Regions from separate parts of the Homo sapiens genome. Here region 1 is linked to region 2. The links are chromatin contacts, found by Hi-C or POLR2A ChIA-PET in ENCODE. All regions are on one chromosome and are shown on one strand. Each heading gives the region's core, a stretch centred on a gene start or an enhancer-like site at or near the end of the contact. The rest is flanking DNA. Distances are from core to core; before and after follow the strand shown. Region 1 has its middle 86 kb from the start of TBL1X. Region 2 has its middle 120 kb from the start of TBL1X.

Region 1 (3,793 bases), core at 91-2,590, 38 kb before region 2:
CTGGTCACGAGGTTGGAGGTTCCTGTAGCTCAGGCCAGTGCAGCATCTTCCATTCCCTTGACCCCTTTATAAGAGTTTTCCTGTGGCTCCTCGGGTGAGGTTTGGGGTATCAGTTAGTGCTCTCAACAATGGCCACCTGCATGCGCGGGGAGTGACGGGGTTGGCCCTGAGCACAGGTGGAGAGCTGGGCTGTGGGTGATTTGAATGAGCCCTGCATGCTCTGAAGGTCTGGGTTGCCTCAAAGCTCTACCTGGTTTTTCAGAGAAATTGTTCTCCCGTTCACAGAAGCCTTCCTCTGCTACCCAGCTTGTAACAGCCTGCCCATCCCCTCATCCCTTGTCTGAGTTGTTCATCATGACTCATTCCCCAGGATGAGACAAAAGGAGCCTTTGACTCCAATAAATGTTTAAAACAAACAAAAATAACAAACCACTTGTTTCCAGGAAGGGCGGAGGCGGTAAGGTGGAGGTAGCATTTTCCCACTATTGTGCTAACATGGATGAATTAGATCAGCTACTTAACACCTGGAAAGGTGTGGAAAGGCATGAGAGGATGAAGCTGAGTACAGTGAAGGACAAGGAAGTCTGGAACATTGTGGAGTGCGTGGGCCAGGGAAAGCAGCCCTGCAGAGGAGGCTGGAGGGGCAACTGCATATTCCGAGAGGAAGTTCAAAGGCTCTGTGAACAAGCTCCAGCACCAGACAGTGCTTTAAATGTGCTACATACATTATCTCATGCAATCCTCACAACCCTATGAAATAGGTTCTATCATTGATATCTCTGTCAGTCAGCTAGCACCTCAATAATGCCATATAAGAAGCATCCCCAAACAATTTCTATGGCTGAACACAGCAATCATTTAATCTCCCCAATGTGGCCACAGCTTGGCTGAGAGCCAGCAAGATTTAGTCTGAGCTTATCTGCACATAGCTCCAAGCTGCACACTGGATTCAGGTTTGCTCCAGGCATCTTTCTCCTTAAACTAGCAGGCAAACTGCAGCTGTTTCTTTCCCATAGTCATGGGAGACGTTCAAGAGGGAAAGCAAAACTGCACAATTCGTTTCAAGCTTCCACTTGTGTCTCATCTTCTCATATTGGCCATAGTGAGGCACATTGCTGAGCCTCAAATAAAGAGATGGGGATGTACACTCTGCCCAGCATGAGTTCGAAGCAACTTATAGTGTCAAGCCAACACGGATGGAGTGGGTAAGTATACTCCTTCCACGAAGGTTGGGAGGAAGTGGTGTCAGGAATGAGTACTTGCCTAACAATGATCTAATCTACTACATTTTAAATATGTTGAAACTGGGGCACACAAAAGGATTGAGCAATTTGCTTTAGGCTGCAGAGTAAATGAGTGGCTTGGATGTGAACCCAAATGATGTGGTTTGACAGTGTACGTTACACAGTACTACGCTGTACTGTAGTATACTGTACTATACCTGCCATGCCATACCACTATGCCAAAAGACTCTTTGCTGTGTTTTGTTGCCTGTGGTAGCAAGTGTTCAAGATAGTCTCCAATGATCCTCACCTCCTGTATTCACATCCGCTGTGGACTAAAAGCTTGATTGCCCCTTACATTCATATGTTGAACCCCTAATCCATAATGTGATGGTATTTGAAGGTGAGGCTTTGGGAAATAATAAAGGATAGATGAGTTCATAAGGGTAGAGCCCTCTGACAGGATTAATGCTCTTATGAGAAGAAGAAGAGAGCAGCCCTCTCTCCTTTATCTCTGTGTCATGTGAGAATTCTGTAAGAAGGTAGCCCTCTGCAAACCAGGAGGAGAGCCCTCACCAGGAAATGAATTGGCTGACATCTTGATCTTGGACTTCCCAGCCCCCAGCACGGTGAGCTATAAGCCATCCAGTTTTATGGTATTTTGTTATGGCAGCCTGAGCAGACTAAGACAACACTCTTGCATAGTCTCCTCCCATGTTGAATATGGTTGACCTTTGTGACCAATAGAATATTAAGGACATGATGGTGGGTGACTTCTGAGGCCATCACAGGCATTTCAGGTTCCTTTTTGGTGTCTTGTATCACTCATCTGGGAGAACCAGACAGCATGTTGTGAGGATGCCCAAGCAGTCCTACGGAGGGGCCCACAGGAACAGAGGCCTCCCTCCAACAGCCAATACCAGCTTACCAGCCCTGGATCCTCCAGCACATCGTCTTCAGATGCTTCCAGTCCCCATTTAGTCTGCCAGTTGAAGTGCCAGATATCATTAATCAAGAATGTCATCCATTCTGTGCTCTGCCTGGATTCCTGACCCAAAGAAATGTGAGATGGAATACATGATTATGGTTGTTTTAAGCCACTTAATTTGGTAAATTCGGGCAAAAATTTATTGACAAAGATGCCAAAAGCATGGCAACAAAAGTAAACATTGACAAATGGGATATAATTATAAGAGCTTCTGCACAGCAAAAGAAACTATCAACAGAATAAACAGACAACCTACAGAATGGGAGAAAATATTTGCAAACCATGCATCTGACAAAGGTCTAATATCCAGCATGTATTAAGGAACTTAAACATATTTACAAGAGAAAAACAACCCCATTAAACAGTGTGCAAAGGACATAGACACTTTTCAAAAGAAGACATACATGTGACCAAAAAGCATATAAAAAAAAGTTCAGTATCACTGATCATTAGAGAAATGCAAATCGAAACCACAAGGAGATACCATCTCATACCAGTCAAAATGGCTATTACTACAAAGTCAAAAAATAACAGATGCTGGCGAGGTTGTGGAGAAAAGGGAACACGTATACACTGTTGGTGGGAATGTAAATTAGTTCAACCATTGTGGAAAGCAGTATGGCGATTCCTCAAAGAACTAAAAACAGAACTACCATTCCACCCAGCAATCCCATTACTGGGTATATACTCAGGAATATGAATCATTCTACCATAAGGACACATGCATGTGAATGTTCACTGCAGCATTATTCACAATAGCAAAGACGTGGAATCAATCTAAATGTCCATCAGTAACAGGTTGGATAAAGAAAATGTCGTACATGTACACCATGGAATACTATGCAGCCATAAAAAAGGAATGAGATCATGTCTTTTGCAGGAACGTGGATGGAGCTGGAGGCCATTATCCTTAGCAGACTAATGCAGGAACATAAAACCAAGTACTGCATGTTCTCACTTATAAGAGGGAGCTAAATGATGAGAACTCATGAACATAAAGAAGGGACCAACAGACACTGGGGTCTACCTGAGGGTGGGGGGTGGGAGGAGGGAGAGGAGCAGAAAAAATAACTATCGGGTACTAGGCTTAGTACTTGGGTGATGAAATAATCTGTACAATAAACTCCCGTGACATGAGTTTACCTATATAACCAACCTGCACATGTACCCCTAAACCTAAAATAATAGTTCAAGAAAAGCCACTAAATTTCAGAATGATTTATCGTGCAGCAACTAATAATGAATACACAGCCTTTCTTTAGTACTGGAGATGGCATGCAGTACTAAATAGTAGAGCTTGAGCTTGCACTGCAATGGGCTGCCCTCTAACCCAGTGGAGTCCTGTACTACACTGCTGCATGAGTGAGGATGAAGACCGAGGAGGTGGTAAGAGGAGGTGAATGATGAGTGCTGGGTAGTCCGTGCATGGTAGATCTGAAATAGATAAGGAATATTGAAAGGTTATCTCCAGCTTAAGAGGCTGAAAGTTTCAAACCCAAGTTTAGTGATATAGTTTGGATGTGTGTCCCCGCCCAAATCTCACATTGGAATGTAATCCTCAATGTTGGAGGTGGGGCCTGGT
Region 2 (3,693 bases), core at 682-3,181:
AGTGAGCCCGATTTTATTATTTACCTCACCTCCATCCTCAACTCCCATTTTTGGATGGGAAAATTCTTCCACACAGAGGAAAACGACAGGCACGTCGTGAATGCAAACGTCAACGTTGGTTTTCTCTGGGAATTTTTATTTTCTTGGACAGAAAAGTGGCTACACTTTGTTTTTTATTAGGAAGAGAAGCCGCTTTAACATCTAAGTAGTGAAGCCACAGCGAAGTGAAGAAGCCCCTTCACCCATCAGATGGCTTAAGAACGTCATCCTGGCGTCTTCCAAAACTCCTCGAATCCCCTCCTGCCGTGATGACACAGAATCAGAGGCTTCCAGGGGTACGCTTAGGGGGCATCTGATGCGCAGGTGCACACGGCAGCTACTGAGCCCCAACTCTGGAGTGTTCTTACTCAGGGATTTAATTATAGGACGGGGTCGTCAGGAGCAGGTCTCCCACTGCCCTGCAGGAACCCTTTTTGACCTTCAGTAGAGACAGAGCCCTAAAACTTTGGGCCTGATTTTCCCTTCCCCAACTCCTCCTCGTGCCCTTCCCAGGCACTTCCTCACCCCCAGAGACTCCCTTCTTTACCTCTGTCCCCAAGTCCCTCTCCACCCAGGCCTTCTCAAGGGCTCCCCCGCAGCAGGACCCCTCTGCCGTCCCCTTTCCTGTTTCAGAGTGTCGCGGCGTTCTGGGAACCACAGCACCCCCCAACAGCCCTGAGATCCCCGGGGGAGGACCCGGTGAACCTGAGCCGTGTTTTGGGAGCACAGGGAGACACCCGCGCGGGCGGCCGGCGGCGTGGGGGCGGGGCGCTGCGAGTGCGCAGCTCTTCTAAGGTCCTCGGTAATTCTTTCCCAGTCCACGTAGGGCGCTGGCACAGACCGGCCCCGAGTCTGATCCTGGGGGAGGGGAGGAGAAGAGAGGGGAGGGGAGGGGAGGAGGCTGGAAGACTAAGAGGGAGGAGGGAGGCTGTGGCCTAAACTCCAATGCAGGGAGAGGAGGCTAGGAGGGGGGAGGGAGGGACAGAGAGGGGATGAAAAGCAGAGGAGGAGGGGGAAGGGGAGGAGAAGGAGGAGAGAGGGGTGCAAAACGGAGGAGGAGGGGGGAGGAGGGAGGGGGTGAAAAGCAGAGAAGGATGGGGAGGGGAGAGGTGGAGGGGAGAAGGAGGGGGAGGGTAAAAAGCAGAGGGGGAGGGGAGGAAGAGGGAGGGGTGAAAGCAGAGGGGGAGGGAAGGAGGGAGGGGGTGAAAGCAGCGGGGGAGGGGGAGGGGAGGTGGGAAGGAGCAGGGGGAGGGTAAAAAGCAGAGGGGGAGGGGAGGAGGAGGGAGGGGGTGAAAAGCAGAGGGGGAGGGGAGGAGGAGGGAGGGGGATGGGAGGTGAGGGAGGGAGGACAAGGGGAAGTGAAAAAGGGAGGAGGGGGAGGGGAAGTGAAAGAGGGAGAAGCGGGAGGGGAAGTGAAAGAGGGAGGAGGGGGAGGGGCGCCACCCAGCCTCTTTCCGGAGGAGACTCATTTAGATGCAATGGCCAATTTTTTTTTTTTTAAACCAGACTGTATAAATTTACAGTTTCCTTTTCAGCTGAAGCAGACAATGTTAAAACACATTAGATTTTCTGTTTCGGAATGCAAATTAAACATAGGCAAGCTCTTGGAAGGCTTCATTGAGGGCTTGAGAAAATAGGAGATTGAAAACGTCGATGCTTGAGTAAGGCAAGAGATTTTAGCCTTGCAGCAATGTGGTCGTGTGTGTGTTTACTTAAAAAGAGAAAATTGCTTAATAATAAAACGGCCCTAGTCTTCCTTGAACATAACAGGAAGCACTGCTTAAAAAAACATTTATTTCTTTTTTTTTTTACAGCCACCATTTATTTGTCGGTGCACAGGGAGGGGGTGCCGTTGAGGCAGGGTTGGGGTAGTCACCCAGGCACTCCCCAAAGCCTGCTCACCCGGCCCCTCCAACCCCAAGGAGTGGAATCTAGAAGCAGCCCCTAGGGGCTCTCCCCTCTAATCTAGAAATGACTTTCCTAAACAGCTGTCACTATAAACTAGGTTCCTTTCTGTTCTCTGTCCCCTTTTTTCACCCCCAAAGCAAAAACAACAAAAACACAACCTAATAGAAAAGCCCCTCCCGCCGCAACTAAAAACAAGCAGAACACTCGCCCCAAATTCTGTTTCTGCTGTTCCTGCCCCCGTTTATAGGAGCCTTGTGGGCTATTTTCTGCTCTTTTCTCCCCCTGGAGAGTTATTTAAGTCCTTTAAATGCCATTCTGTGCACACATAACTTAAAAATGGTCTGGCACGGGGGAAAAGTTGGCAAATGTCTAGTTCACAATCTGTTGGGTTATGTGAAGCCAGATTCAGTAAAAACTCTATTGGCTTCCGGAGCCAGGTTATGCAACATCTTAAAAGGGTTTGGGGATGTGTCTGTAGGAGGGGGAAGGGGGACCTGAGAGGGGAAATACCGAGCTGGGTGTCACATGTAAGTTTGCTATACTGGGGATGGCCGTGGACACAGACGGGTGTAGGGAGCTGCACCATTTCAGTCTTAAGAGCAAGAAGCCCCCCTGCATTTTAACTGTGTGGGCTTTGAAAATAGGGGTGAGGGGACCAAAAGGCCTTCCCGGGCCATGAGTTCCTGTAGGGTCTCCACGTTGAGATGGCGAGTGGGGGATGGGCCCGTATGAGCCGGCTAGGGCTGCCATGCCAGAGTAGCAGACAGGGATTCCCTCACATTCTGGAGGCCACATGTTTGAAACCCAAGTGTCACAGGGCTGCTTTCTCCCGCAGCCCCTCTCGGTGGCTTGTAGACGGCCTGTATCCTCCCATGGTCGTCCCTCTGTGTGTGCCTGTGTCCTCATCGCCTCTTCTTATAAGGACTCCAGTACTACTGGACCAGGGCCCACCCTAATGACCTCATTTTAATTTAATTACCTCCTTAGAGATCCTGTTTCCAAATACGGTCACATTCCAAAAGGTAGTGGGGATTAGAGCTTCAGCCCTTGAATTTTAGGGATTATTCCCCATTATGGGATGGGGAGAACACTTAGGAGGCTTGATAAGGGAAGCAGAGAGGGTGGGGAAGGAGTTTGCATCCCTTGGGCATCCAGGCCTCGGGATGCCCCGGCCCCTCAGCCCCTGGGTTTGCAGACTGGAGAGCAGGGCTGCTCCCAGGGAAGTGGGCGGGGTGGGGGCGGGGTAGCTGTTAACTGCTAGACTTGGGCCTGTCGCCCATATGACAGCTGCATTTTTAATTCTCTTTTGGAATATTCCTTCTGTATTGCAGTTTCACCATAGCCTGAGAGCCAGCTGGATAAGCTGCTAGGGACACAGGATTCCCTAGTGATAGCGCAGGGCAGCAGTGGTGTCTCAGTGTCTTGCTCACATCTGTGTGCTTGGCACCTGGGAGGGAGCCCCAGGTAATTCTGCAGACTTAAAGGAGGGGAGGAGCAAGCTCACCCTGTGGGTTTTCAAGATGCTAATTTAATCTTCGTTGTTTGTACTTGACAGAAACCACAAAGCTTGTTTATCCAAAGTAGTATCTTTTGTGGTGAAACGATTATCAGTAATTATTAAGAAACAGACGGAGTCTTCTCCTTGGCCACTGAAAAACTCAGAAATGTGGGGAGAAATATCAAAGTTGTGGATGATCTGATATCATGAATTTTCTCAGGAAGGAGATGACCAGAGGCGAAAGTGTA

The links. A loop is a pair of places that touch in the nucleus more often than their neighbours do. ChIA-PET counts read pairs that join two places held with the same protein, here RNA polymerase II (POLR2A). Pooled maps may share reads with other maps.
Region 1: a pooled map shows a loop between it and region 2 (2.2-fold over the local background). The contact joins two enhancer-like sites. A Hi-C loop is called at or near these places in 4 of 50 pooled maps. POLR2A ChIA-PET finds 5 or more read pairs at or near these places in 4 of 52 experiments (PC-3, WTC11, activated CD4-positive, alpha-beta memory T cell and 1 more).

The regions. Positions count from the first base shown.
Region 1 is chrX:9,376,683-9,380,475 of GRCh38, reverse strand. No RefSeq gene overlaps it. Among named protein-coding and RNA genes, the nearest start is that of TBL1X, 86 kb to the left of the region's middle. Within about 2 kb of position 1,340, at least 2 of the 41 ENCODE cell types and tissues checked have a DNase peak (open chromatin) inside an H3K27ac peak, as active enhancers do.
Region 2 is chrX:9,339,874-9,343,566 of GRCh38, reverse strand. No RefSeq gene overlaps it. Among named protein-coding and RNA genes, the nearest start is that of TBL1X, 120 kb to the left of the region's middle. RefSeq lists an enhancer at 1,508-1,567. Within about 2 kb of position 1,931, at least 34 of the 41 ENCODE cell types and tissues checked have a DNase peak (open chromatin) inside an H3K27ac peak, as active enhancers do.